Regions from separate parts of the Mus musculus genome. Here region 2 is linked to region 1. The links are chromatin loops, found by intact Hi-C in ENCODE. Cell type or tissue: left cerebral cortex. All regions are shown on one strand. Links, peaks and the distances in the headings refer to the core of each region. The heading gives the core; the rest is flanking DNA. Region 1 holds the start of Sik1 (salt inducible kinase 1). Region 2 has its middle 33 kb from the start of Gm30316.

The links. Peaks named below come from ENCODE experiments on the same cell type or tissue, not always from the same donor. Only the 100,000 strongest peaks of a DNase experiment are listed, where the experiment ranks them.
Region 2: it touches region 1 in a loop (4-fold over the local background); 7 of 42 quality-filtered maps call a loop at or near these places.

What each region holds. Positions count from the first base shown.
Region 1 is chr17:31,849,291-31,864,731 of GRCm38, reverse strand. It overlaps Sik1 (salt inducible kinase 1), which reads left to right and starts at 8,928. Exons shown (of 14, transcript NM_010831.3): 1 at 8,928-9,060; 2 at 9,668-9,838; 3 at 10,408-10,524; 4 at 13,136-13,199; 5 at 13,336-13,497; 6 at 13,667-13,791; 7 at 13,883-14,006; 8 at 14,581-14,804; 9 at 15,058-15,213. The coding sequence starts at 9,683. Gm41565 (a long non-coding RNA gene) reads left to right here. Exons shown (of 3, transcript XR_876743.3): 2 at 30-118; 3 at 212-417. In left cerebral cortex, for the core only: CTCF peaks have their summits at 8,461 and 8,660 (motif pointing right); DNase peaks (open chromatin) are centred at 8,406, 8,756, 9,576, 9,756 and 1 more place; H3K4me3 peaks cover 2,843 bases; H3K27ac peaks cover 2,208 bases.
Region 2 is chr17:31,761,359-31,776,799 of GRCm38, reverse strand. No RefSeq gene overlaps it. Among named protein-coding and RNA genes, the nearest start is that of Gm30316, 33 kb to the right of the region's middle. In left cerebral cortex, for the core only: no CTCF peak of the experiment used is centred there; DNase peaks (open chromatin) are centred at 9,358 and 9,767; H3K27ac peaks cover 193 bases.

The DNA.
Region 1 (15,441 bases), core at 6,233-11,232:
ATGACAGTAACACGGGCCATTTTTCCTAGCTGATCCAACGATGTCCTCAGCATCTCTTGACACAAGTTGGTTACTCCTTTAAACAAACAGCAACAATACCCGACGCCATGGAAACCAGGTCAGAGAAAATGAATACCCTACTGCTGGCCAAGAGAAAGGGAAAAAAACAAAATAAAACAAAAAACAAAACAAAAACTGTCAACCCCTGCAGCCTTCCTCACAGGCAGGAGACTGTGGATCACCTTGGCAACCTAGGGACAGGCCTCCACATGCTCTGTGGACTGGCTGTGGTGACAAGTGACTGCCAGCCTCAACCCTCTGATTTCTGTAGGTAAGTCTGCCTTTTGCTTCCAGGGACTCCTTTCTCCAGAGAGTGCTAACTAACCCACATCCATTTTCAATGTTTCCCTGACTCTCAGACCCATCTTCTTAAGTATTCTTCTAAGGATGGGGGGGGGGGGTGTCGGAGCAGTCTGGGAGCAATGGGAACTGACATTGTCTCCCCAGGCCATAGGCCTGTGCTCCAAATCTCTCTCCTGCAGGAGTCCAGTCTCCAGGAGAAAAAGAGGAAGGGCCAGCCTAATGCTTGCATGGGACACAGTTCATCCTCCCACAATGTAATTTTATGGATTGGGAACCAGGATTTTGATGGTGCATACTGGCAAGGCAAGGTGCTTTCTCCACAGGCCACTGGGGAAAGGCAGGCATGAGCCTAATGTGGACAGAACCATACTGTGGTCACAAACGGCAGGATGGGAAACTTCAAGCACCAAGAGTGTCTCCTGAGCCTGTTTTCATCTCTATGTATTTCTGAATCTTTTGGTTTTCTGCTGCACATTTCCCGGTAGAGCCATCCTCCCCTCTCCCCTCCCCCATTTCACTTTCATGATGTCTGTTACCTGTGGTCAACCTTAGTCTGGAAACACTACATGGAAATTTCTAGAAAGAAATCACTGTGCAACACCTGAGCACCAAGATGAAACCCTAGGCCATCTTGTTCCATCCTGTCCAGGAATGGTGCATCATGTATATGATGCCCACCGACTTGCCTCACTGGGTTTCAAAGACTCTCAGAACGCTCGTGCTTGTGTCTCAGGGGAGGGGCATGCCAAATCCCATGTGGTCACATGTCTGGTCTGTGTCACTGACCTCATTGCATCTCATCCCGTGGGCCCAGGGTCATCGAACGTCACCCTCATAGGAAAGGTGATCACAGCCCAGTGGTATTTGGGAGGAGACAGAGCACATTACATAGCTTGTATTTAATGTTGTGGTTTCTCTGTAGTATGAGTTGTTCGTGTTAATCTCCCACTGTGCCTAATTGATTAACATTATCATAGGTCTGTATATGCAGAGAAACGTGGCTCTGTGTTATATACTGTTATTAGTATAGGCAAGCCTGCATGCCCACTGTGATGGTTTATCTTGACCGGCAGCTTGGTGAGATTTGGAGCCACCTAGGAGATAACACTTGAAGGCATTTCTGGAGAGGTTTAACTGAGGAAGTGTCTAGGATCCAATCAAAAAGGAACAGGAAGAAAGCCAGCCAAGTACCAGCGTTTGTTTCTCTTGGTTTCCAACTGGATACAAAGTGACCAGCTAGCTCCTGCTCCCGTTGTCATAGCTACAGCCTCCACCACCATGATGGACTACAGCCTTAAACTGAGCTCTGTGATAAACCCTTCCTGCCCAGGTTTCTTCTCTTCCGGATTTTGTAACAGCATCAAAGAAAGTAGCCAATCACACACACACACACACACACACACACACCCCAGAAAGGACATGGAGATACAGCTGGGTATGCAGGATAACTGTTGACCTTGCAATTGGCTTGGTTTCAGGAAAAAAGAAACCCTTAGAACACCCCTTGTGCACGAAAATGGATGGTTGTAATTTCATAGGAAAGGCCCAAGTGCTCAGGAGCCATCTTCTCCCTACATCAAGCAGCTAAAAATCACTAGAGCTCCATCCAGAAAACAAGGGGAAAGCCAAACTCCAGGCCCTTAGGTCTCACTCTCTCTCTCTCTCTGGCTATCCCTCCTAGACGACTGTGGGTTTTACTTGGAGATCACTGTGGGTTCTCCCCACGCTCGGGGTCTGAGCTGTGAGAAATGGTAGGGAATTGCTTTTACTTCTTGAGCTACCAGGTCTCCAACTCTTTGCTCCCTTCTCCAGCTTGCTTGCCAAGGTTAAACCTTAAGTTTCTTTGTCTTTTCTATCTCCCTGTCAACCTTGTCAGCAATGCCTCAAGTCTCGGTAAACCTGAAGTACCACACCTGCCCTCAAGCGCCTCTGGAGAGGCCACGCAAACATTTGGGCAGCACATTGCAAACAGACACTTGGCCTCACTGAAGGTCACTGACAGATTTTCCACCCTGAACTCAGAGCTTGTTCCAGACCCCATATCCAGGTCACAATTCATAGGGAAGAGGCAAATGGCTGCCTCCTGCCTGCACCCTCGGGGCACACTCGGGCCTGTGCCAAAGTCCACACTTCACAGGTCATCCAAGGCCACTGTCCCTGCCAAGCCCTCTGTTTCACTGTCCTGCGTCATTGTCCTTTGCAAGTGGCTTGATTATGGTTTCCTGTCTCAATTGTCCATCTTTTTTAAATATATTACTAACTATGCGTACAGGTGTTTTTTTTCTCTGTGCCTATATCTGCACTTCATGTATACAGAGGTCAGGAGAAGGTGTCAGATTCCCTGGAACTGAGTTGCAGATGGATGTGAGGTGTCGCATGAAGTGCTAGGAACTGACACTAAGACCTTCAAAAGGAGCATCTCAGAGCTCCCTTAACCACTGAGCCATCTCTCCAGCCCCTCAGTTGTCTGTCTTTTGAGAACCAATGCCCTGGAAAGATGGTGCGGGTGACATCCAACCCCAGGGTTTCCAGCATCTAACAGTGCCGCCACAGCTGCTAACTCATGAGCCTTTGGGGGCCATCTGATAGCGGACTTCTTGGTGCAAATAATACTCGGGTTGACCTGTCCCTTCTCACCTTGACCTTGGCAGGGTGTCACCCTGTGTGTCACCATTTCTTGGCAGTCTGGGGCATGCTTGCTCACATTCACACCCTTAGCACCTAGCACGGCTCATACGGATTGTAGAAACTTGTATATATGGTTTCTGTCTGGACTAAAGAAAACAAACCAACAAACCCAGCAGTCTGCTGTGTGCAAAGCTGGTGGGCCCGAGAGGATGGGAGTCACCACTAAACATCTGTCATGGGAGTCACAGCGCCCTGTGCAGCCCTGCAGAGAGCCCAGTGGTAAAGCATAAGGCCGGCTCCGGGTCATGCTGGGGCCCTGGGGCTGCTCTCTCTCCATATCTGTTCCAGACAGAGCTTCCCAGACTCTGCCATGTGGACAGTCAGAACGTTGTTCATCTCTGTGCTTGCTGAAGGTGTCCTCCTTGTAGTTGCCTTTCCCACCCTCACCCCACTCCCAGGGTCTGAGCTGGGAGACTCAAAGTTCACCTGCTGTCGCTTTAGTCCCCAAATTTCTATGTTGATGGTCTGTGGAGCTGGGGCTTTGGGGAGGTAGTTGGGATACATGCGTTCACAAAGGAAGGGCTCCCTAGGGCCTTTAGTGGCTTTATAGGAAGAGGAAGGTACAGGGGCCTGAGCTGGCGCACCTGCTGCCTGCATCAAGTTATGACAACCTTATGATGCAGGAAGAAGGCTCTGGAGGGAAGCCAGCATCCTGCTCTTGGACATTCCAGACTTCAGGATCATCAGCTCGATAAACCATAAAGCAGCCTCAGCGACCAAAGAAGGCCACCGCAAAGCAGCTCTCTGGGCTCGGGCATTTTGTCACAGTATCAGAAAACAAACTGACATTCCCCAGGTGCCCGCTTCCTCTGATTGAACAGCAAAGAGCTGACATTCATGAACATAGGTCTATTCATCCTGGAGGAGGCACGGGGGACTTCAGACATGTCTCCCCAGGGCAGATGAGCAGTCCCAAGGAGGCATTCCTAAACAAGGCCCCCGACTGACTAGGTTCTGATGGTCCTTTTTGGCCCTTGCTGATCCTATAGACACTGACCCCATCCATCTCCGGCAACCTCACAAGTTTGTAGCACAGGTTGGCCACACAGGCATTCAAAGGCCTCATGGTCCTCAGGTTCGGACCATTGAGTAAGGCATGTTGCTGCAAGTGCCCATGATTCCTCATGACGACTGGCAAGGTAGCTCGGTGGAAGAGCACTTGCCTAGAACATGTAAGGGCCCTGAGTTCCCAAAGGAAAAAAAAATTAAAAATTAAGCTTCCAACCTTTGTGTATTGCAGGGCGGTACTACAAGACCGTGTAGTCACTGTGAAGTTTCGTATGGAGGTGCTTTCCACTGCTGTCATAAACACCGCGACCAAAAGCACGCTGGGGAGGGGGTTTATTTTAGCTTTACAGTTCACAGTCCATGATGAAGGGAGGACAGGGCAGAAACTTAAGCAGAGGCCATGGAGACTCCTCCGGCTTCGATATACCACCTAGGACTTCCTGCCTAGGGGTGGTACCACCCAAAGTAGTCTGGTTCCTTCCACATCAGTTGTCAATCAAGAAAATGCCAAAGGTAATTTGATGTAAGTACCTTCTCAGTTAAGGTTCTCTCTTCCCAGCTGGCTGGCAAAAACTAACCAGCAAAGGAGAGTTCTAAAACAAACAAACAAACAAACAAACAAACAAGCCAAAACCAAAAGAAACAAAAACCCTAAATGTAGAACTACGCTATGACCCAGCCTTACCAACCCAAGCTAGTATAACGCAGATGTTTTTTGTATATCCATGTTTCTAGCTACACTGTTCACGACAGGTAACGTGGAATCAGCCTGGCTAGCCACCATTGGGTGGATGAACAGGAAAATGTGCTCCATGCACCCAAAGGGATTTCATTCGGCTGCAAAGGAAGATGAATCCATGACATTTGCAGCAAAATGGATAGAACTGAGTGCTATCTTAGGTGTTCGTGCCCAGAAAGACAAATACCAAATACCACACATTCTCTCATGGATGCAGCCTAGATTTTAATTTCTATATGTGAATACACACACACACACACACACACACACACACACACACAGGTATTCAAACTAGAGAGAGGAAGTGGTGTCTTCTGGGAAGGTTGGGGGTGGGGAGACGACTGTAAGCCAATACTGAGATTTGAAAGAGGAAAAAAGCCATGTGGAGGGAAGGGGGAAGGGGAGAAGGAGAGGAGAGAGAATAAACAAGCTGGTGTATAAAACTCTTATGGTGAAGCCTATTACTCTATGTGCTAATGTAAAAAAAAAAGAGAGAGAAATAAAACTTAAAAGACCCAAAAGCTGAAATCTTAATTAACGAATACTTTTCCCATTACAAACAGGAAGCCTGGTGCTCTGTAACCAGGGCTAGCTGGCCATAGGTAAACACATATCGACTGGTATGTGCACAGGTGCTTCTCCATCTGTTTTGTCTTGGGCCACCTCTCCAGAACCCAGACACCTCCCATTTGTGTCCCGTCCCATGTCTCCAGAATTCCCACTTCTCTCAGCTGGGAGCCTAGGGGCCTGGCTTGTTTTGTTGATTTGTTGCTCTGATAAGTGGTTCCTGCTGGCTGATCTGGTCACTGTCCTGGGAGGCGGATGTCCCTGCCCAGGCATACTCTAACAACAGCGGCATTCTAGGGCAGGTGCCTCTGGGTAGGTGGGATGCTATCAAGGGCAAGGCTAGGCAGCCTTTGGGTAGACTTGCTCACTAAGCTCCTGGCCCATGACTGGGGATTCCTCAGTCTTAGGCCTCCTTTCTGCTGTCATTCTAAACCTGGGCTGTGACTCTGCCTCAGCACACAGCAGCTTGTCACAGTTCAGAAGTAAGGTGGACCCAAATAGAACAAGGTAAGTGACCAGGCTGGGGCAGCCCACTTTTCCTGACTGCCTCAGGAGCCACCAGGCAGAAGCTGTGCAAAACATGAAACCAAGAGAGACTCAGCCAGAAGGGGAAGGGGCCCTTTGGTACTAAGTGGAGTGGGCCAAGAAAGAAGGGTGTCTTGTTCAACTCTCAATGATACAGGAAGCCACCCTTCTCCTCAGAGGAACACCAAGGTCCTCACAGCTCAGGGTAGCAGGCCCATTTCTCGGAGCTGGTGTAGAACTCCAGGCTCTGTGCGTGTCGATTTAGGTCGGGAAGGTAGGGCCGTGGCATGGCCTGCATAGTCATGTACAGCTGAAGAGCTCCGGCCCAGCAGATAGGACTTCCAACTTCATGGTCCAAGCAAGAAAACCAGCCTCCAGGACCATCACACTCCCAGGACAGGTGTGATGGGAAACAGAGTGGTTCTCATTTGCCAGTCAGAGTACTGTGTCACCAAGTCACCTCACTGGCACAATCTAGTGCCCCTCCCCTGATCTAGGTGAGGAATCCCTGAGTCATTTGCTCATGTCTCCAAAAGCAGCGCATGCCTGGTGCTCTCTTCCTCCTCAAGTGCCAAAACATTACCACAGAACACAACAAAAAACAAGGTGCTGGAAGAAATAGTTTCCAGGGATCAATGACACAGAACCACTTGGGGAAGACAGGATTTCAAGAGAGTGCCAGGTACCAGCCCCACTCTCTGCCTCTATGGACACAGCAAGCTCCTCCTCTAGGATCTGGGAGGAACAGATATGGTCACTGCTGGCACAGGACAGCTATTGGAAGCAGATGCTCAGGAGGGGCCAGACACTTGCCTGGATCCGGGTTTGCCTCCGGACAGCATCCTCCACTAGGTCTGGGCCCCAAGCTTTTTGTGTTGCCTTGAGGACATGACTGAGGTATGGTTGAGGGGAATTTTTTTGTTTTTGTTTTTATTGTAGTCATGAGGGAGAGAACCACCAGAGGCCTCTGGAAGGGTCCAGATGGAACATGGTCAGAACAATAGACTGGACCATGAGAGGAGAGAGACAAATGGGGAGCAAGAGGATAAAGAAGAGAGAGGGAGACAAAGAAGACCAAGATGACAAAGACCGAGAGGGGGCAGGGGAAGAGAGAGAAAGAGACCAAAGAAGAACCAAGAGAGTCAGTCCATGGCCAAAATGGTTAGCTTACATAAGAATAAGGCGGCTGAGAGGAGCCAGGCACTTTAGATGCTGAGACATACTAACGCAAGTGTCAGCCCTGACAGGTTAATAGGCACCTCAGCCATTTGTCCTTTGGAACCTCACACTGATGACATGCTTGCGAAGAACACCTCAGACCTTTTGGGAAGGCTCTGGCTAGACCGAGGCCAGTGGGTGGACAGGCTGGGAAAGGATGGGGGCCCATGAGGTAAGAACAAGGGGTTTCCTACCCTCTGTGCAGCTCTCCTGGGAACAGGGAGAGATGTTAGGACGCCCAGGGGTGAGGGGAACAGCAGTAAGCTGTTCAGATAGGAGAGACTAAATAACTGCCCCAAACCTTGATTTATGAACCTGGGACAAACCAGGGGGAGCATGTTGGAAGACTAAGGGGCCCTGAGATGGCTACTGTCCTTGAATGTCCTTCAAAACACACGGACCGGGAAAGGCAGGGCTGCAACTGGTACGATCCTTGTGGGAGTAATGTACAGTAGCAGTAGTACATGGCTGGCCCCTGCGAGCCCTATCTCAGGCCAGCCTACCACCCGCCTCTACCCAGGAAGTCTTCCTCCGTTGAGGAATGAATTCTGATGAATTCTGAATCAATTGTGATTAATCAATCCACCCGGTGCTAGTTTTTCTCTCACACAGGAAGCCACGAGGAAGAGAGACACAGAAGTTTAGCTCCAAACCGCCACCTTCCTAGCCTTTGGAGAATCGTCTGTCCCCTTTCTCGTCTGCCCTTAAGAACACATCTTACTTTCTGATGAGGTGTGAGGGAACACAAACAGAAGGAGTCACACACATGCCATTTCCACTCTCTCCACACTCCGTCTCCCCTTTAATGGGCCCTGCTTCCGGCAGGCACTCTCAGGGTCAGTTCCAAGGTCCCAGCCGCCCTGTGTCCTATCTGTTGTCTGGAAGCAGCTTGGGGACAGACAGGGTGGGCCAATTGGCAGACAGCAAGAAAATGGGCAAAGTGCCCAGTCCTCCAAGGGCCCCACCTATCAGCCCTGAGTAGTGGCTGGGTCCTTTTGCAGCCCGTGTCTAAAGCACGCGTCCTATTCAGCTGTCCCAGGACACCACTGCTGGACCAGGCGGCCCTTGAAGCAGGAGGCTTTGGGAAAATGAGTCGCGTTTTCCTGCTTTAACTTTCCAACTTGCTGAATATTTAGAGGTTTTCTCTCTCTCCTCTCTCCTCCCCCCCCCCCTCTCTCTTTCTATAACAAAAGTAAGTGGCGTTCAACTAACCAACACTTTCCTAGAGCCAGGCATTCTTGCAGCTGGCCGGCCCTCTCAGGGATGAAGTGAGGGTCAAGGGGCAGCCACTGCTGGCGGCACATCGAGTGCCCAGCATAGCAGACTGATCAGTCTAGGGCCATCAGCCCCAGAGTCCCACGCCGAAAATCCCGCAGCTCTATTCCACCCTGCTGAGTCCGAAGCGAGCACTGAGCACCCAAAGGGCACCGTACCCACCATGAAGCCCCTGGAAGTGGTCCTAAAGCAGGCTCGGTCTCCTAGTCGGGGGCGGGGGTGGGGTGGGGGGGTGGGCTACAGCAGTGTCGCCCATGCCCGGCAGGGGGCGCCAGCAGTCTCGGGCGGTTGCTGAGCCGGGCCCCTGACGTCACCGCCCGCGGTCGCCATGGCGACGGCCTCACCAGCGCGCGCGTCAGAGCCTCCAGTCTCTTGGCAACCGCCCGATCTCCGCTCCCCCTCGGCAGGCACCGGGCCGCGCGTCGCTCTGGCGTCAAAACGACGTCAATGGGCTGTGCCTGCCGCGGGGGGCGGGGCGAGGCGGGGCTTGTGCGGGGCGGGGCCGGGGCGGGGCGGGGCGTTGCCGCGTGCGGCCGGCGGCGGCGGGGCGCTGACATGCGGCGAGGCCCGGGCGGTGGCGGCAGCGTTGGCGGCGGCGGCGCGAACGGCGGGCACCGGAGCAGAGCTAGCAGCCGAGCGGGTGGCATCCCGGGTCGGGCTCACGGAGGGCGGCGGAGGTGAGCAATGGCGCGGGTTCGGGTCTCCGAAACCCGCAGGTGCGCGCCTGGGGTCGCGGGCAGGACTCCAGCCCGGCGGGCTCCCTATTGTTGCGGGTCGGCGCCCGGAGGCGGGTCTGCGAGCGCCCGGTTGTGGAGCCTGTCCTGAGGAGCCGAGCGTTGGCACTGGTGGACGGGAGCGCGGTGAAAACCCGGGACCGTAGGGTGTCCAGGAGCTGGCTTGGGGTCGACTGCGGGTGGACTGCTGGCGCGCGCGCCCGGCCGGGACCGGAGGTCGGGGGGCGCGTGCGTGGGGGCTCGCACTGAGGGAACCTGGGATCGAGGGGGCGCGCGCGTGGGGGCGCAGGCTGGGGGTTCGGGATAGAGGAGTGTGTGCGTGGGGACTTTAGCCGAGGAGATACTGTATCAAGGAATGAGCGAGTGGGGGTGTGAGCTGCGAACCTGGGTCGGGGCCACACTAGGAGCCTGGGGCTGGAGGAACAGAGGGTTGAGGACGCACGCGTGGTGGCCTGGCGGACACAGTTTCAGTGGCCGGGTTTGGCGGGGAATGGGATCGGGACCGAGCCGGAGTCGGTCGGTGCTGAGCGCACTCCTCGCTGACCCGCAGGTGCGGCCCGAAGCCATGGTGATCATGTCGGAGTTCAGTGCGGTCCCCTCAGGCACTGGCCAGGGCCAGCAGAAGCCCCTCCGGGTGGGCTTTTACGACGTGGAACGGACCCTGGGCAAAGGCAATTTTGCAGTGGTTAAGCTGGCGCGGCACCGAGTCACCAAAACGCAGGTGCGCGCGCGTGTTGTGTGTGTGTGTGGGGGGGGGACTAAACCAGGGGGTGGATCCAGCCAGGGGGTGGCCCCCTGTGCTGATTCAGTCCTGTGGAGTTGATTGTCACAATTGTAAACGATGACATTGTTTAGTCTGGTAAAGGGGGAAAAAAGCTTTGTATTATGCTTCTACATAATTTGTACAATTACTAGGGAAGAGCAAAGATAATAATGACCAGCAACCGCCCCCTTCCGAGAGAGAGAGAGAGAGAGAGAGAGAGAGAGAGAGAGAGAGAGAGAGAGAGAGAGAGAGAGAGGGAGAGAGAGAGAGAAATAGAGAGGGGGGAACACAACAGAAGTGAGCAGCTCCTTGTAATAAAGCTAGCTGAAAAATACAGAGGCTTTAATTTAACTTCTATCCCTTTAAAAAATGTTAGTGGCTTCTTTTAATTTTTTCCCCCAACTTCTTGTGACCTCTTGAAGACATCAAATGTTTGAGAAATTCATTTGTCCAAAAAAAAAGTACAAATGAAGTAATGAGGTTACTTGAAGTTTTTCCCCCCCTTTTTTTCTTTTTAAAATCTGTAGGTTGCAATAAAAATAATTGACAAGACACGGTTAGATTCTAGCAATCTGGAGAAGATCTACCGGGAGGTCCAGCTCATGAAACTTTTGAACCACCCAAATATCATCAAGCTTTATCAGGTGAGCCGAAGGACCCTCGCCGCACCGTGAGCACATCCATCCTTCCACATGTCACACCCTGAGCCTTCTTGGGTCCCTGAAGGTAGTCAGCGTTTCTAAGGCTGTGTGGGAACTGAACACAGAGTACAAAGTAACTAGGTTGACCTTCACTGGGCTCTGCAGCTTTATTGACTGTTAGTCTCTTGCTCTGGGTTCTACTTGATTTTTGCCTCGTTCCAATTTTATCTAGTATTGTAATGTGTTCCAGTTTTGCACATGTTGAAGTCCGTTGTTGAAGTCCTGTCACTGTGAGGATAGCCATATGTATGTACGGTCAGGCTTGAGTGAAGGACAAACTTGAGCGAAACTGGAAACTTCCGCCTTTGCAGAGGATTGCTAAACGTTTAAAAAGCAGCTGTTCTTTCCCAGGTCTCCTTAAAGTGTCTTGGGGTGCAGTAGCCCTCGTCTCCCGAGTGTAGCCCGGAGTGCTGGGGGAAGCAAGGGAGATACTTCAGCCCTATGAACTTGCCATTTAAGCTGGGCTGAGGACATGCCGCACCCGTTTCTGTCTTTTGTTTCCTGACGGTCTTCCTCAATCTGCCTTGTGATAACTGGCCACTTCTGCTGCCGTGAAATAGCTCAATGTATAGAGGAGCCAGCCCTCGTGGTGTTGTTATTGTTGTATCTGCTTGTGTTGGTGTGTAAGTCCTGTCAGTGACTCTCAGGATCCTCATGAGCCTGAGGTGACTCCAAGGGACAGTTGGAAAAGCTGTGTTTATGGTTCAGGAGGGGAAAGAACTGTAATTTAAAATTACCCTGGCCAGTCCTTCTCAGAACAAAGGCAGACAAGTCTCCGGAGTTTGTGTTTGGCCTGTGGTGACGGCTCCCTCGGAATCTCTTAAGCACAGAGCCTAGGGCTGTGCACTCAGGGGTTGTCCATTATTTCAATCTTCATCTCTAAGTTGTACTCGAAGACAGGTTTCCTCCGGGGCCAGTGCTTGAGAGAGGGGGCTGGGAAGGGTAGACTCCTATGCTCCTGTCTGTTTGTGGACGCCAGTCTATGCTGTCTTAGCACCCTCTTCCTGCCTTCCACTTGCCCACCGGGTTAGGTAGGCTCTTACCACTGAGGAAATGTTACCCGGGCGATGGATGTCAGAGTGGATATTTTAGCTCCTGTCTTCAGTGACTCAGCTTTCACGATTGAGTGGGCTGCTGAAGCCAACTGGTACTCTGGTCTTGATACTGGTGTCTAGCATTCATTCACCTGACCTCTGACCCCAGAGTCCTGCTGAGGCATCCCGTTCTCTCCTTTGGGTGGGGGTGGGGAGTGTTTGTCTGGTTGCGGCTGTTGAGATAGGGTCTTGCAATGTAGCTAGCTGCTCTAGCTGGCCCTGGTGCTCTCTGTGTCCTGATGGCCTTAGACTTGGGGCAGTCTCCTGCTGTAGTCTCTGATGACAGATGTATATCAACACAGTTGGTTTATTTTGGGTCTTGAAACGTTAAAAGATATAGACGCTAAGTTTGTTTTCCTTCTCCCTTTCTTCTGTGTAGAAAAGGCCTAAGCAGAGGTCTTCTGCTGCACTGTGGGGAGGGGGACAATGGCTGAAATTTTAGCTGAATTGCTACGGTTTTTAATAACACATTTCTTAGTAAAATTTATGACTCAAAAAGCGTCTTTAAAGTATCTTCTAAAGGAATAACAGCATGTCTTAAACCCAAAGAAATCTTTCTTTCTATTGCAATACAGTCTCTTTCTCTCCCTGAGATGTTTTCTTCCTTTATTTGTTGTATTGGGACAGTTTCACTACGTAGACTGACTGGGCTAGGACTTGCTATGTAGACCAGGCTGGCCTTGAACTTCCGGTAATTTTGCCTCTGCCTCCAGAGTGCTGGGATTACTGGTGTATGCCACCATACCTGGCTCCCCTGGAATATTTAACCTATGCGTATGCATAAGTGTAATTTTGATTTGTTTCAGAACCAAAAAAAAAAAAAAAAAAAAACCCAAAACCCTGAATCTTTGTTGCTTAGTTATGGTTTAATTTTTTTTTTAAAGTAACAAAGTTGCCGATCAATAAATGAACTCTGAAGGTGTATGTTGACATTGACCATTTCTGTTGACACATGCCAGGCGCTGCACTGTACAAAGAGCAATCCCCTGTAGCTTACCTGGCAAGGCTTTAATGTCTTGCTCTTAAGGTGTTCTTAAGGCCTAATGTCTTGTCAGTAGAGGGAGTGGGGGTGGGGTACTTGTATTGATCACTCAGTCTGCTATGGTTTTTGTCCATGGGGCTTCTAAAAGGACCTTCCCAGGATTCTAGCACTCATGGCCCCCTGAGCTCCCAGGAGGCAGGCACGCCAAGTGCTTGCCCTGTGCAGTCTTGTTAGTGGCTCTGTCCCCTTTAAGAGGAGGGGTTGTGAGGATGGTGGGCCAGAGGGGCTTCTCCCAAGGTGTTTAAAGTTGCTTCTCTGGGTTGTGGGATTTTTTTTCCCCTTCCCTCTCTCCTTCCTTAAACGATGGAGGCTGTTTCTTGGAGAGAGGTCAAAGGTTGTTTGGGATTCAAGTGCGACTATCACGGCTTCTTTGTGCGCCTTTCTCTACCACTTAAGTTTTTCCTTTTTGTTATTTCAGGTTATGGAGACAAAGGATATGCTCTACATTGTCACAGAATTTGCAAAAAATGGAGAAATGTTTGGTGAGTTGAATTCGTCATAGCTAATTTAGGTGAAGCCCGCCTTCTCTTGTATGCCTCCCCCCCCCAGGACCCCCCCACCCCCACCCCCACCCCGGCTCGGTGTCTTCTGGTGTGACTGTTTTGTTGTTTCCCTCAGATTATCTGACTTCCAACGGGCACTTGAGTGAAAACGAGGCTAGGCAGAAGTTCTGGCAGATTCTGTCAGCCGTGGAGTACTGCCACAACCACCACATTGTCCACCGGGACCTCAAGACGGAGAACCTGCTCCTGGACAGCAACATGGATATCAAGCTAGCAGGCAAGAGTGTGTGCCCGGCGGGCGGGCGAGGGGTGGCCCTGTGGGGACTCGAGTGCATACGAGTCCCAAACTGATGCCAGCGCCTGGCGGGCGAGGGGTGGCCCTGTGGGGACGCGAGTGCGTGCGCGTCCCAAGCTGATGCGGGTGCCTCTCTCCCTTTGCCTCACAGATTTTGGATTTGGGAATTTCTACAAGCCAGGCGAGCCTCTGTCCACGTGGTGTGGGAGCCCCCCGTATGCAGCCCCTGAAGTCTTCGAGGGGAAGGAGTACGAGGGTCCCCAGCTGGACGTCTGGGTAGGAGCCCTTTGTGGACCCTGCTGCCTGCCAGCACAGTCCCCGGAGCTGGCAAGCAGGGTCCCAACCTGAGCTGTCTGGTCATTCACAGAGCCTCGGTGTGGTGCTGTACGTCCTGGTCTGTGGCTCCCTCCCCTTCGACGGGCCCAACCTGCCTACGCTGAGACAGCGGGTACTGGAGGGCCGCTTCCGCATCCCCTTCTTCATGTCTCAAGGTGGGTGCGAGGAGCCTTGGGTAAGCCTGGCGGTGGCTTTAGGCAAGAGGTGGTGGGTGGGTCTTGGCAGTGCCTGCTCAGCTGTTTAGCAAATCTGCAGTCGAGTTGGGACTGGGTGATCAGGCGGCAACAGAAACCCAAGCCACAGGTGCTTTCCAGTGGCCTACTTACAACTCAGACAGGAACCTCTCCCTGCAGTCCGTCTCCTTCCTATAAGCCTGCCTCTGCAGTCCCCCCACCAGCCATTGCCCCTTCATCTTTGCAACTCCCCCATTGTCGATTGCAAAGCTAAGATGCCAGCCCCTCTTACACACAAGGCTTTCTGTTTCATAACTATGCCTAGCCTCACGTGTACCACAACAGGAGGTACTTAGAGAGATAGAGCGTCTTTCTCTGCGTCTGGTCCCCAACATGGTGGCTTTCCTCTGTAGCAGGGGAATCTAAAATGGCAGCTTCAGACTTCTTGACTGTCATGTGGGTGGTTTTTGCCTGTGTGACCAGCTCTACTGTGGGTGTAGGAATGAGCCCCCAGGCCCAGTTCCGCATCCTCAGTGTGAGCCCTTCCCGTCCACAGACTGTGAGACGCTGATCAGACGCATGCTGGTCGTGGACCCCGCTAAGCGCATCACCATAGCCCAGATCCGCCAGCACCGGTGGATGCAGGCCGACCCCACTCTCCTGCAGCAGGATGACCCTGCCTTCGACATGCAAGGCTACACCTCCAACCTGGGCGACTACAACGAACAGGTGCTAGGGATCATGCAGGCCCTCGGCATCGACCGGCAGCGGACTATAGAGGTGAGCAAGCTGTGTGGTGGCCGGCTGGCTGTGCCTAGCCCTCATATCCTGAGATGCTGGTGGGATCGGGTTACTTGGGAAAAGCAGGGCCCTTGCTGTGGAGTTAAAACAGAGCTACAGTCTAGTTTAAGCGCCAGCTTGTCTAAGGATATTCTTGACTGCCCGGGAGTCACCTGGAGGAGTCTCACAGGGAAGCCTAGTGGTTAGTGAGGCCGAGCGGGCTCGTCCTGACCCTACCATCCCTGCTCCCTAGTCTCTGCAGAACAGCAGCTACAACCACTTTGCCGCCATTTACTACCTCCTACTCGAGCGCCTCAAGGAGCATCGAAGCGCCCAGCCCTCATCCCGGCCCACCCCTGCACCCACCAGACAGCCCCAGCTCCGAAGCTCAGACCTCAGCAGTCTGGAGGTAAGGCTGAGCTCCCTCTCAAAGCCCAAGTTCTCCCGGCCCTGTGAGATGTCCCTTGGAGCTCATAGACCTGTGCTTAAACATGGCACTGATTGTCAGGGCGGTACCCGGACCTCACTGCAAGCTAACTTGTGCTTCAGCCACAAGCTGTGGGAAATGGAGGGGCTGTGGGGAGTGGAGTATGGGCGGAGCTATGGCTGCTTTACTCTGGGCCAGGCCCTGCCGGCT
Region 2 (15,441 bases), core at 6,937-11,936, 89 kb after region 1:
CCCCACACACATACTTCCAGTCCTGGCTGTGGCATGGAATCCAACCCAGGAAGATGGAGGTGTTTCCTGGGAGAACATTAGGGAGTTCAGAGACACTGGAGAAGCCTCCATAAGTAAGGTCGGGGATCAATTTTAACACTACCAGACCCTAATAACTGTTACCTGCCTGATACCCCCACCCCATTTTCTTTTGGGTGAACTGGCTTCCTCTTCTAATGGGGGTATAATGGGTTATATTGTTACCCTCGGGACACCCACGTGACATGGGGAGGTCACAGGGCACTAAGCCCAACTAGCACCCAGGCTGTTTCACTAGCCAAAGCAATTTACAAGGAGTTGGGCATGTATCCCAAGTCGGAACACCTCATGTTGTCCAGGATTTTCTTGGACGGTTAGTAGAATCACCAGGATCCCCCAAGTTCAAGGAGGGCCCTGTACTAGGGTTCCTGGGTCACATCTGCTGAAAATGAAGCCACCCCAGGAAACAGCAAACTTGGGGGACACTTGCAGTCATGGGGCTCTCTGCTGTGACTCTTTCACTGTGGAGCTCAGACACCTGGAGAGACAGGGTGGAGCTCAAACAGGTTTGAGGAATGGGGAAACTCAGCCAGCTCTCTAGCACAAGGGCAGTCCGTCACAGTATGGATAAGCCACCTCCTTCCCACCTTCAACCAATAGTGGGAAATCAGAGAGTCCCACTATTGCAGGGGTATGCTGCTCTGCCGCGCCACACCCTAACTTCTGGTGCAGCCAGCCAGCATTACACACCCCAGGTTGTGGTCCTTTCTTGGGGTTGGAGAATGGATATAATGTTTCTACACTGCAAAGGAGGGTAAGTGTTTCAGGTCTACTCAACTCTTCAGCTATACAGCTTTGGTGATTTTGAATGAGAATGGCTCCCTTATACGCTCATATATTTAAATACTTGGTTCCCAGCTTGTAAAACTTTGGAAAGGGTTAGGAGGTGTGTCACTGGGGGACAAGCTTTGAGGTCAAGCAAGCAATTCCCACTGTGTGGTTGTGAATTGAGACGTGAGCTCTTAGCTGTCCCTTCGTTCCAGCGTCATGGATTGTGACCATCTGGAACCATAGCCAACGGACCCCTTTCTTTGATAAGTTGCCTTGTTCGAGGTGTTTTGTCACAGCAAAACAAAAGTAACCAAGACGACACCTTTAATAGTTTTAGGCTCTCAGGCAGACCTATTACTCCAGAACGCTCCCCTAGTCCTGAGCAAGCAGGTTGTGTCCAGCTTTCTCATCTGCACCATCCCATGAATTCCTTCAAGAGCACATCCTAACACTATTAGCTCAGCCGGGCATGGTGGCGCACGCCTTTAATCTCAGCACTCGGGAGGCAAACGGATTTCTGAGTTCGAGGCCAGCCTGGTCTACAAAGTGAGCTCCAGGACAGCCAGGGCTATACAGAGAAACCCTGTCTCAAAAAAACAAAAACAAAAAACAAACAAAAAACACTGTTAGCTCACAGGCAATTCCCCTAGGCTCCTCCCAGGGACTGAGCAAGGCTGGCTTATGTCATCACATAGCACGTCATCCAGTCATACGTCATCATGCCATCACCTGTTGCTGCCAAGTGACCAGGCCTGAGTGGACTGCCCACCTCTCCAGCTCCCTCCCCCTCTCCCTTCCTGTTCCCCTCCCCCTTCCTGTTCCCGCCCCCCCCCCTTGTCCCTTCTCTCCTCTCCCCCTTTCCAACATTCTCTCACTTCTTTCTGCTGTTCCCTGTGACGCCTCTAATATGCCCTCGTGACTCTGCCCCCGTCTGTCTGCTTGTCTACATGTCTGTCCACTCACCTACCTCTACCCCTTCCCAGATCCTCAGTCTGTAACTCCTCCTATGCCAGAGGAGGAAGGACCAGCACTGTGATGGCCTAGGGGACCCCAGCTCAAGTGGCATTTTAACCAGGAATCTTTACCCAGAGTCCTGCTCAGAAGGCAAACATTAGGCTTTCTCAAAGTACCTCAGGCTATCCCTCCTACCTCAGGTATCTCTCAATCCTACTAGGTTTTCAATCAGCCACAAGAAAAGAAAGACTGAGCAGGTATTAAAGAACGCCGATGAGCACATGGCCCCACAAGTTCTATGTCTGTAACACTACAGAAACACTTAAGATAGGGAAGGCTGGGAACCCATGTAAGGTGACCAGATTCAGGCCTTCCTGAGAGCCTTCAGCCCCACCATCCGCATCACTAGACAGTTGTGGCACTTCCTATTAGGTGCCCCGCCACCCTGAGGCCACTACTCCATAAGCCCATGTTGATTCCCCATGACCTGCATGTTTTATGAGTATGCCTGATTCTCATATCAGCCCTAATGCCACCTTGGAAGCCCCCTTCTGCCAGTCAAAAAAAGACACTAGAGAATGTCACTCATGGCTGCTACCCAGCCCCAGCTTTAATCAGGCCTCCATGCAATGACCTTAAAAAAAAAACAAAAAACAAAAAACAAAAAAAAAAAAAAACAGCTGGGCATAGTGGCACACGTCTTTAATCCCAGCACTTGGGAGGCAGAGGTAGGTGGATTTCTGAGCTTGAGGCTAGCCTGGTCTACAAAGTGAGTTCCAGGACAGCCAGGGCTATGCAGAGAAACCCTGTCTCAAAAAACAAAAAACAAAACAAAAAAATTTATTTATTTAATGTATATGAGCACTCTACCTGCATGTACCCCTGTGTGCCAGAAGAGGGCATCAGATCCCATGATAGGTGGTTGTGAGCCACCTTGTGGTTGCAGAACTCAGGACCTCTGGAAGAGCAGGCAATGCTCTTAACCACTGAGCCATCTCTCCAGCCCCCTAGAATATCACCTTTGCAGCATACTCTCTGAACCCCTAGAGAACACACCACCCTGGGGTGTTGGAGAAGGAGCTAGTCCCTCACCTGGGCCTCAGGACCATGATATACACCGGGGAATGACTTCTCCCTCCATTCTATAACCCAGGGGCCCAGGTCAACCAACCATAGGAGAACAAGGTGTTTATGGCAACTCCAGAGACCCCATTCCTGTCTCTTCAGGGTTCTTTAGTGCTCTCCATGACCCTGGTGTCCTGGTTTATGCCACCTCCCAACAGTTGCTGCCTCAGTTCTCACATGACCTCCCCCAGTGAGTTCAGGGTGACCTCACCCTTATCTGAGCAGTCCTTCCAAGGCTCACACACTCACATTCATAATGTCACAGTGTCACAAACTCACATTCATGGGCTCAAGTGGACATGAATTTGGGGGCATGGTCACAAAACTTCAGAGAGTAGGGCTTAGAGAGATGGCTCAGTGGTTAAGAGCATTGGCTGCTCTTCCAGAGGACTCAGGTTTGAGTCCCAGCACCCATGTAGCTCTTCACAGCCATCCAAAACTCCAGTCCCAGGAAGATCTGGTCACTGAGGATACTGATTATGTATACACAGTACACAAACATATGTGCAGGAAAGACACCCATACACATAAGAAAAAAAAATAAGAAACAAAGAAAAAAAGCTTAGCGGGGTAAGACATGTGAGTCAAGTTCAGAGTCCCCCAGTTGGTTAGAGTCTGGAGCAAAGCTTGACACTCACCTTCTCAGTAGCAGAGATGCCTTGAAGTCCAGGGAGTGCCTCGCTGCCAGCATCCCCACGGCAAACCCTGCTGGGCTGCCTCTTTGGCGCCCCTACCACCTCAGAGATGGAACGTGTTTCAGATCTGTTGTGAAGAGGCAGGGTGTGATAACGTGGCATGCCATTGTTTGTGTGGAAAAGGACAAACGTGAATACACACGAGGCTATTTGTAGTTGCAAAGATGACCTAGAAAGATAAATAAGAAGCTAATAAAAAATAGTGACTTAGGAGCACCGGGGTGGTAGACTTTAACTTTCCCAAACGTACTTGGCTGTAGCAGTTGATGCCAGAACCATGTGGCTGTTCTCCATGTTAAGAATAAATAAACAAATAACCTTCAGCTTTAAAACAAAGTATCCTTTAAAAAGAAGCCAACAAAATAAAGCTTATACAAGATTTATACAATAACCAAGTAGAGGGGAAAAAAAGATTTATTTCAAATGATGTGAGAGCGGTATTCAGACTGGACTTTTTTTAGCGGGCTACATCTTCAGAGAGGAGAACTGCAGAGGCCATGGACAACACTGCACCAGTCCCCACTATCAGCATAGTTTCTGCCATGGGGGTTCCCCCTCTTTGTGGAAAATCAACAGTTCTGAGAAGGTACCCCAGTTATTATTGCCCGAGACAAGCATGCCCGTGCAGGGTCTAATTGGCTAAGTAGCAAAGGAGAGCTGTAGGTGTGAACAAGACCTGGGATTTCATGGTTAAAAACAGCTTTTATTTCCATGTTCCTGAGGAGGCTGGGAGTCCTGGCCGCTTGGCAGCCCTGAGGCAGCTGAACAGCTAACTAACCCACCTGCTGTGGCTGACTGACTACAAAGCAAAGGAAGAAAGGGGGTGTACGTGCAGGATTCGGGTTATGCAAAAGGTTAAGGAAAGGGCAGAGACTATGTAGACCTATGTCATGACCTAGGGCATTGAGCTGAGGAGACCTTCTCTGACGGTCCAGGCACCCTGCCTGCAACGGGTTCAAATATGTGTAATTTAGAGAATTAATTACACACACACACACACACACAAGCATGTGTGCACCCCCAGTTCATTCCCACGACACCAAAAAATAATGAAAAAGGTTTAATCTCCCTTCCGACCACTGGAGATCATGTCTGTGCTGACTAACTCCTCCCTCAGACAATTGCTAGTTAAGGAGGTGGGGGAGAGAACTGTGCACTCATCGGATCCTTCTGTGTTTTATAAGCTTGGAGCAAATGATATGGACAGTTCCTCTTTGTTAGCAGTTGGTTAACAAATCCAGGGTAGGTGTAGAAAGTGAGAACTGGCCCTCTGCAAGCACTCTGGAAGCCATTACTCAGGTGGCCATCACCGATCACCAGTGAGCCTCAGGCCACTAAGGCAAATGTCTCTGGGAAGTTGGATGTCCTGGGGCCAGCATTCCCTCTGACAGAGTGCAGCACCAAGTAGCCACCACATGAATTAACTGACCATTGTCCACATTTATGGAAGTGTGTGTGACTCCAGAGCCACAGGACACCAATGAATTTTTCCTTTTCAACCCAAGGAAGTACGGCAGGGCAGCCAGTTAACAGTATGTTCTGCAAAGAGTTATCCAAGCAGGAGGCTTTGCTTGGGTTCTTGGATAGGCCTTAGCATGGAAGAAAAGTGAAGGAGAACTGGTCTAGATTAAGAAAAAAATTAAGAGACACAAAGACCAAATGCAGAGTTAATCAAACATCAGTCAAACCAACCACTTGTGGGAAAGTACTAAGGGAATGGAATAGTACAGTTGAGAATGTCCCCATGGTCTCAGACATTCGAACACTTGGTCTCCAGATGGTGGCGCTGTTTGGGGAGGTTTAGGTGGTGCGGCCTTACGTCACTGGGGAAAGTTTGGAGAGCAGAAACCCCACCTACTTCAGTTTCTCTCTTGCTTCACGTTTGAAGTTCAGAATCCAAGCTTTTAGTTCCTGCTGCCATGCCTGCCACCTGCTGCCATGCTGCCCACCAGCATAGACTCGAATGCTCTGGAACCAGATCACTAGTTTCTTCTCTAAGTTGCCTTGATCGTGGGAGTTTTACCACAGCAATGGGAAAGTGATCAATATAGGGACCATGGGGAAAAAAATCAAGCATGGGCTGGTACTGGGTAGCTGGCACTGCTAGGGATCAGTTCTAATGCTTTGTCTTAATTTGGCTCCCAAAAGTTGTGATTCCAGATGCTGAGGACCCTTGTTCCCAGCTGGCTTCGATTTGTAAGGAGAGACAGAGGTGGGACTTTTAAAAGGGAGAAAAATAAGAGAATCAATGGCCATGACTCAGAGGGAGAGGGATCAAATCTAAGAACTGCAGAAGAGAAAGTATCCAACAATTATGTGGAAAGGAAAGGCAGCCCTACGGGAGGGGCTGCCCAGAAGGGAACAGGGCAACAAAGATAAGGCATAGATTTAGAAGGTGTTAAGCCAGGAATATCAGAGGGGGTGTGTGTACTAGCCGCGGGGAGGTTTAGAAATGCTCAACCATTGAGCATATTAAAATTATCTAGCATGTATGTGTCTTTCTTTCACTAATCCAGAGCTCTTGGGTGGGCGTGGCATGCATGCATACCCCACCAGAAGCATCAAGAAGCTTAACTAATTTGCAGCTATATGGCATCTTTCTTTCTTTTCCTGGTTCTATGATAATATTCTCTGGCAGAAGCAACATCAAGGAGAAAGGGTTCATCTTGGCTCACAGTTCAAGGCTGCACAGTCCATCATGGCGGAGGAATCAGGGCTGCAGGAGCTTGTGGGGGCTGATCCCATGGCATCCACAGTCAGCATGCAGAGAAGAATGAAAGCTTATGTTTAGCTCAGTTTCTCCTTTTGTACACAGTCCTAGATCCCTGCCCAGAGAACGACCCCTCCTACAAATAAGATGTGTCTTCCCACTTAACCTAAGCAAGAAATTCACAAGCTTGCCCAGAAGCCATCCTTCTCTGGGATGCTAACAGTTCATGTCTGGTGTGATTCTAGTTCATACCAAGCTGATAATTAACACTATCATAACCCCAACTTGACACCCAAAGTCATCAGCTTTAAACCATAACTTCCCACCCCTGATCCTCTTAGACTATCGCTGCCTTAATAATGTAACATGCATCCAGTCCAACTTCAGATATCCCCCAACAGTTTAAATGTCCAAAGTCTCTTAATTGTATTGTTATGAATGAGAAACTAGCTACCCCTGTATTAGCTTCTTTTTCTGCTGCTGTGATAAAAGGCAGCTTATATGGGCTGGAGAGATGGCACAGTGGTTAAGAGCACCGACTGCTCTTCTGAAGGTCCTGAGTTCGAATCCCAGCACCCACATGGTGGCTCACAACCATCCCTAATGAGATCTGACGCCCTCTTCTGGTGTATCTGAAGACAGCTACAGTGTACTTAAATATAATAATAAATAAATCTTTTAAAAAAAGGCAGCTTATACAAGAAAGTGTTTATTTGGAGTTTACATTTCCTGCGCTGTAAGACTCTATGACCCTGTTAGTAGGGAATACAGCAGCAGGCAGGCAGGCAGGCAGGCAGGCAGGCAGGCAGGCAGGCAGGCAGGTATGGCTTTGGAGCAGCAGCTGAGAGTTCACATCCTGAACCACAAGCAGGAGGCAGAGGAGAGCTAAGGAGAATGGTGTGGCTCTATTAAAACTTCAAAACCCTCCCCCAGTGACACACTTTCTCCAGCAAGGCCATGCCCCCTAGTCCTTCCCAAACAGCCTCCCACTGGGGAGGAGTATTCAAGTGCCTGAGGCTTATGGGGACATTTCCTTCAAACCACCACACTTCCAGCATATAATGCTACAAAGTGAATATTCCTATTCCAAAATGGAGGTATGGAGGTACAGCAAGAAATGATCAACCCAAAGCAAGACCAAAAAACCCAGCCCAGAAAACACAAACCCTGCAGCTCCGTGCTCAGCATCTGGAGTTGTGACGGAATCAGATGGGTTCCAGAAGGCTTGAGCAGCCTGCTCTGCCTGTCAGACAGCGGACACATGAATTCTTCCCTGGAATGGCCCACTCCATGCCCACAGTTCTTAACAAATGCCCCATGATCCTGACATCTTCAGTCTCCTTGGGTTTCCAACAGCAGCCTGGGCCTCATCTCAGAACTTCATACAATGGCCTCTCAAGGCCTCCTCCTCTCCATTCTCGAGCAGCTACATCCTGAACACACACACATATGCAGACACACACAAATATGCACACATAGAGTTACACATATATACACACACATATACACATACACATACAAACATACACATATACACGTGCATATATGCAGACACACAGAGACACACATACACACCTCTCCATTCTAGAGCAGCCATACCCTGCACACACAAACACACACATACACACCCACATATACACATCTATGCAGACACACACAGAGACACACACATATGCACACACAGAGAGACATATATATATGTTATATATATATATATGTATATATTCACACATATGCATACACACGTACACACACAGACACACACATATATATAAACGTACATATATACAGACACACATACATACAGATACACATACACATGTACATATTTACAGACACACACAGAGATACACATGCACGCATACACAAACACATGCACAGACACACATGCACACACACAAACATGCACATACACAGAGAGACACACACACTCTTTAAAAGCCAATGAAAAGGGCATGTGTCTGCCATGTCCTCCATATCTCTTTGGTTGCTGGTACTTTACTGGGGAAGCCACAGGAAGCTTGTGGGGAACAGGAACTGGAAGCTTGGTCACTCGATGGGCCACATACAAACAAGCAGTATGACGAGCACCCTTGTCTTGTTCACACAATGAGAAGAGACATCCAGGTTTTGTTCTGCTTCCTGTAGCATAGTGGGCATCTGGGGTCCCCTCGGCATGCAAAGGAGACCCTTGGAAGAGCACAGAGGCTCTTCCTATAGGACCTGTTCTATAGGAGCTGAGTTCCTGGTCCTGGAGGTAGTACCGGCAATCCACCCAGGGGCAGTGTCAGGCTACAAGGACTGCAAGAAACCTGTCCTTGGGAAGGGGATCCCAACAGTGGAGCGCCAACATGTATCTCAGAGCACACAGGAGGTTGATTCCATCCCAGCCTCCTGGGACCATGCCACTGTCCCTTGGAGTGTAGTTTGAGGCCCAGCCTTGGTCTACAGGGGAACTCTGTCTCTAAATTCTCCTTGCTCATACAAAGTTGGGGCTCAGGGGTAGCTTACAGGCCATCCTCAGTCTCGTGGCTGTGGAGTTGTCCCTGCATGCTCCCCCCGACTGACCCTTCCTCTAACCAGTCCATAAGGAGTGACAGAGGGCATTGCTTCTGCCTCCCACTCGGGTCCATGCAGGCAGAGCAGCATAGGGGTACGGGGCATGATCTGGGGTCCCATTCTGCCTCCTTATCTGGGGCGTTATTCTCCTTGGCTAGACTCTGCTTTATGATAGTGAGATTAGCCAGTTTGAGCTCTGCAGGGAGGCTTAGGGTGGAATGGGTGTGTGTGTGTGTGTGTGTGTGTGTGTGTGTGTGTGTGTAGGGGGTGTCCTCATCAGAGCCGGTCTGCTTTGCACACTAATGTGAATGAACTCTAGAGAAGAAAGACCCAGCACTTGGGGCTGAGCCCAGAAGCTATGTTTAGCAGCTTCCCACCTGCTTTGCATGTTGAAATAGACCCGTGTTCCCCACAAGGACAAGCATTTTGGGGTCACTGGTCCAGAGCGATGCTCCTTGTCCCACTTGCAGAACAGAAGGCAAGAGTTAAAGGGGATGCAGCAAATGCTTCCCGTGCATCTATCTGCCGGTCCCAGGCCGTCTGCCAGGGACACAGAACTGCTGGCCTTGGTCCAGGTGGGTAGGGCAAGCACAGGCCTGGGTTTGCTGAAGAGAAGGGTGAAGACTATCACTATAGTTAGGAGGCACGCATGCACCTTACAAGGACAGGCCGTGGGTGCGGCTTCCTTGTCCTCACAGGGCACCCACGGACTCCTCTTGAAGTCCAAATTGACAGTTGGTGACAGAGAAGGCAGCAGGCACACTCCTGTGTCACCAGGCTCCTTCCCAGAAAGAAAGGGGTCTTTTCCTAGGCGAGTGAGCGGTGATGGAAGCTGTCCAGCTCCACAGGCAGCCTGCTATCTTAATGACTGGCATGTGGCCGCTCAGCAGACGAGCAGGCTGGCTGCGTGCGCGGAGCCAAGAACAAAGCGGGCCATTAAAAGGCAGCGCAGAAGCTCCCACGGCAGGCCTCACGCCGCGAAGCTGGAGCAGATGGGCATGGGCTGCCTTCCCAGGCCTCAGGAGGAACATCAAGGGCCTTGTAGCAGTCTGTCACCCAGGACTAGATGTCTGGGACCGACCTCAGCGGCCAGAGACTGGCCAGTCACACAGCAGGCTACAAAGTCAGTCTGAAGAGGAAACAGACGGTGTGATTTATCCCCAGAACCCCCCCACTGCATGGGTTCTGAGGGCCATCTTATTCATGGCTTTTCCCTGTCTCCATTGCCACATTCAATTCCTCATTCATTCATTCATTCATTCATTTCTCCATTCATTCATTCATTTCTTTGCTTATTCATTTATTCGTTCATTTCTTCACTCACTCATTTCTTCACTTATTCATTTCTTCACTCATTCATTTCTTCACTCATTCATTCATTTCTTCACTCATTCATTTCTTCACTCATTCATTCATTTCTTTACTTATTCATTTGTTTCTTCACTCATTCACTAATTTCATTTACTCACTCACTCGTGAAGCTTTTGATCAAAACTTATTATGTTACCCAGTAATATCTGAGATTCTAAGAACCCCTGAGCTATAACCCCTTTTCCAAACATTTGCAAGTAAATAGCAGGCACTGGGAAGCTAGTGAGTCCGACCCAGAGGAGGCAGTTAGGCCTTAAACCTAGCCAATGATCTTCCTATTTTTCCTGAAAGACCCAAATCAGAATGTTTTTTTACATTAATTCACGGAGTATCGATATTGGCACTTAATCCCTCACGTTTTAAGTGCAGAATGTATGTCAAACAAAGCAGACCTGTGAGCCCCACCCAGCTCCTGGTTTCAGGTCCTGGAGCCAGCTATGTTGTGAACAATATATAGAGAGAAGACATGGGCCCAGGTGGGTCTGTCTAGCACACAACCGTGTGTTGTAGTCCCTGAGGCCGGCTGGCTTAGGCTGTGGTTACAGGAATATCAAGAACTAACCCTACCCCAGAGTGCCAGTGGGCCTCAGGCCTCAGCTGCTGCTGAGATCTTGTGCCGAGTGAAGAGCAATTCAGGCTGCCTCCTAGAATACCTAGGACTGTGGAAGCAGCCAGCCACAGCTCCAGGTCTCCTGATACATAGCAGTGTCCCTGACACTCAGGGTCAGGCTCAAGCTTCTCCCTCAAGGCTGTCTCTGGAGTAACCTCTCTGTCTTATACAAGTAAGTTTTAAATGCAATCCTTCTTTGCACAATCTGCCTGGATTCTCCAGGAGGATGGCCAGTCGGTCATAAACCCACTGGAGAGGGCTCTCCTGCTCAGGCCTTTGTGTCTTGGACATGTCTACTTCATCTCTGGCTTGTTTGATAGGAGAAAAAGAAAGCAGGAAATTGGGCTGGTATTTCACGAGAACCTTCAGCCTGCATGGCGCAGGGCGTTTACTCAGGTTTTGTCTGAACCTACTCTGCCTGCAGCTTGAGTCGCACACAGAGCTAAAACAGGTGCTATGGAAGCTGGCCTGCCCCACCCACATAAAAGCTCCTCACTCTATTGCCTAGTGTCATTTCTGGAAGGTTTTTGTTGGGCTACTGTGATGCTTTGTATATGCTCTGCCTGGGAAGCGGCACTATTAGAAGGTGCGGCTTTGGGGGGAGGGTATGGGGAACTTTTGGGATAGCATTGGAAATGTAAATGAAGAAAATACCTAATTAAAAAAAAAGAAGGTGTGGCTTTGTTGGAGTGGGTGTGGCTTTGTTGGAGTGGGTGTGTCACTGTGGTTGTGGGCTTTAAGACCCTCATCCTCCCCAGCACTTGGGAGGCAGAGGCAGGCGGATTTCTGAGTTCAAGGCCAGCCTGGTCTACAGAGTGAGTTCCAGGACAGCCAGGGCTACACAGAGAAACTCTGTCTCGAAAAACCAAAAAAAAAAAAAAAAAAAAAAAACCCAAAACCTTATCCTAGCTGCCTGGATGCCAGTCTTCTCCTAGCAGCCTTCAGATGAAGATGTAGAATTCTCAGCTCTTCCTGCACCATGCTTGCTTGGATGCTGCCATGTTCCTGCCTTGATGATACTGGACTGAACCTCTGAATCTGTAAGCCAGCCCCAATTAAATGTTGTTCTTGTAAGAGTTGCCTTGGTCATGGTGTCTGTTCACAGCAGTAAAACCCTAACTAAAACAGCTACCATGGACAGGAAGGAAGCTGTCTGTGGGTGCAGTTTGAATGCCTGCCCTGCCAGTCTGTCATCACCTTGGGAACCTTGTACTGGAGTTCCCATGAGCTGCTAGAGGTGGGGTTGATTCTGAAATGTGTTTGCATCCTGTGGGGAAATGTGTCCTGAGTGCTCCCCATCTGGTGCAGCCACAGGATCACCATCAACGCAGTCTAATTTCCAAGATACTTGTGGTAGGACAGTAAAGCCATGAGGTCACTAGGACTTGGTCATCATCAGTGGCCCCAGTCAGAGCATGGTGGGACAAAGATACAAGTGTGACCAAAAACCACCCCAATTTCTACAGGGACCTCAGCTAGCATACCTTCAAAGGAGGACACTTGAGGTGCTGAGGCAGAGGCAAGACATGACCAGGGAAGGGTGATGAGCAAGGAGATGACTTTTTCTGCCTTCTATATGGCGGCACCATGTTGAAGGGCACTATCAGAAGGTGCAGCAGTTGGAGGCAGACCCTGGGACAGTCATAGGCTTTGCTAGTGAGTGTCTGGACCTCTAGTCTTGGCCGTCAGTGGATACTTCTGTTCTTAGGGTTTTATGGCTATGAAGAGACACCATGACCAGAGCAACTCTTATAAAGAAAAACACTTGGGTATGGATTATGGTTTCAGAGGCTTAGTCCATTATCATCATGTCAGGAAACATGGTGAATTGAAAGCAGACATGATTCTGGAGAAGAAGCTGAGAGTTCTACATCTTGATCCAGGCAGCAGAAGGAGACTGTGTGGCACACTGGGTGTAACTTGAGCATAGGAGACCTCAAAGCCCACTACCATAGTGACATACTTCCTCCAACAAGGCCACACCCACTCCAACAAGGTCACACTCTTCATCAGCTAAGAATTCAAACACATGACTCTGTGGGGGCTAAACTATTCAAACCGCCACAGTATCTGACCACCAGAAGGGAGAAGACAGTTCACGGCCAAGGCTGAACATGGCTGTAGGAGCTCTGGGGACCCTGGTGCGCTTATGGGTCTCCAAGGTTGCAAAGGCCTGGAGCCTGAGTCACTAGTGTACAAAATCCACCACTGAAGCAATGTGAGGTTGCCAGACAGTAAGAGCCAGAGTGACCCCCAGGGAGGTCACAAGGGTCTGATGCAAGGCTGGGTGGAGAGAGAGGTCCCCCCAGCAGTGGTCCTCCAAGAACCATGAACACAAGTGGACAATGAGGTTGGCACCATGGGGCGAATGTCCAGGGCAGCCACCTAGGACTGATGTTACCCGTACTCTGTAAGCTGGGTTTATCGATCAGTTTGGGCTGTGTAACAAAGCACACTGGCCCAAGACCACAGGAAACCCTTGTCCCACAGCTCAGAAGACCAAAATCAAAGACGGGAGCATTAACATAGTCAATATAAAACTCTGGTTCAGGCTTCTCAGAATCCAGCAGCCTCTGTCCTCCATGTATGACAGTCCTCTCCTGTGCCCTCATGCTGGCCTCCCTCCCACGTCCAAACCATTCCTGCTGACTCTCTAGCGCTCCCTACTGAGATCATAGGAACCCCATTTCCACAAAGCCCTAAGTCTAACTGAGGCCATTCAGTGACTTCAGCATCCTCTGGAGGAGGCCACAGGTCACCTCTCACCCTACCCCTGCTTGCAACTACATGCAAGCAAAAGCTCCAATCTGTGAGCTGTGAACTCCACGTGTAGCGTGCAGTCCCTGCTGCTGCTCACTGCTCTTCAATAGAGCTGAAAGGACAGGGACATCTTTCTCATCTTCTCACTGACTCCGGTGAGCACCTGGGCGTGGTCAGTCCGTAACCAGAACGTTCCTTCTCTGCATAACTTCATGTGCCTCTGCACATGGCCCACACTACTCCCACATGTACTGGTGAAGAGTCTTGGGGGCACCCCTGCCTTCCTCTGGCTATGGAGAAGCCCATTTTAGGAGCAATGTTTCCACAACTTATAAAGTTTCAATATACAAACTGGCTCCGTTGAAACAGAAGCTACTGGCCCCCTTCCGCCGGTCCATGAATCTGAAATGTATATGCCCACTAGTAAGAGGATGGACAAAGCTGCAGCTGTCCTAGGTCTGGAACCACCTCCTCATCTTGTTTCCAGCCAATCACCACCCAGGCCTGGGTAGAGAAAAGTCAACCTCCCTCTCATGCCTACTGTACCCGCAGAGGTGATCAGAGAGACTTGTAGTAGGAAGTAAGGCACCTCTAGTCTCAGAGATGCAGCTAACCTCATTCTCATTCCTTATAATCACCGTGGTTGTCTGTCAGTGCTGTAGAGAACAGAGTATCTCTCAACTCAAGACTCGCCTTGCCTATTAACTGCCTCTAGAATGCCTCCAAGTACATCTAGCTGTTTCCTAGAACCTTTCGTCCACTTAGAATTTTGTCAGAAAGAATCATGCAACCCTTCAGACAAGCGTGCCCAGGAAGGGGCTCAGACTCAGACAGCTTAGACTTCAGGGAGATACAAGGAGCTGCTGGCATTATCTTAGGATGGAGATACCCTGAGCTCAGGCGCCAGGCGCTGGCCCTGATGCCCAAGCCAACCACTCAGCCCAGCTCACACCAGTTCAGCAAAAGAACGTCAAGTTTTGATGATGCCTGGTATAGAGGAAGAGGCAGTTCTCACACCAGGAGGAACTGGAACAGTGTGACTTTTAGGGGCTTGCGATATTAAGTAGCAGAGATGGGAGCTAGACAGTGAATGTCAAAATAAGAAGGTGCCCTATTTGGCATCTATGTGCAATATCCTTGAGGTCACCAAAAGTATGGAACCCCTGACATCCTTTCCTGCTAATAATAAGAACCCCAGCCCTGGATGAATGCATTCAATTTTCACCCCTTATCATGACTCAGTGAAAAAGATTCTATGGGCTGGAATGCAGGCACAATGGCAGCTGCTCCAGCAGTCATTTTGGGCCACAAGGCATAATCTATAAATGATAGATCCATGGGCCACATGTCACCGAGTATAGCTATGGCAGGGTCCATACAATATTATAAACTTAGGTCAGACACTGTGAGATGTGTGTTTTGTAACTCATTTGTGTGGTTCCTGGTTGTGGATTTTATAGACAATGATGACATCAGGGCTCAGTGTCAAAGGTTGGGCACGCCTGAATGCAAGAATTCAAAGTGCTCAGCACTACCACTATGCAGGCTCCATCCAGATTCTGTATCGGAGTATATTGCTGTGGAGCCACCTAATTTTAGCTGGGGACATTCTCTAGCTGTTACAGACTAGGTGTGACTGGGTATCACAATTCTAACCAAGAAATTTTAAGTAGAACTACTGCAACCTCCTTCCAGAAGTCATGCTAAGGGATAGGACTGTATTGCCTGCTGTGGACTGAGTTTACGCTGAGCCTACTTCTAATGTAAGAGTGTTGAGGGAGAGGAGGTTGAAAGATGTCTGCAGTAGA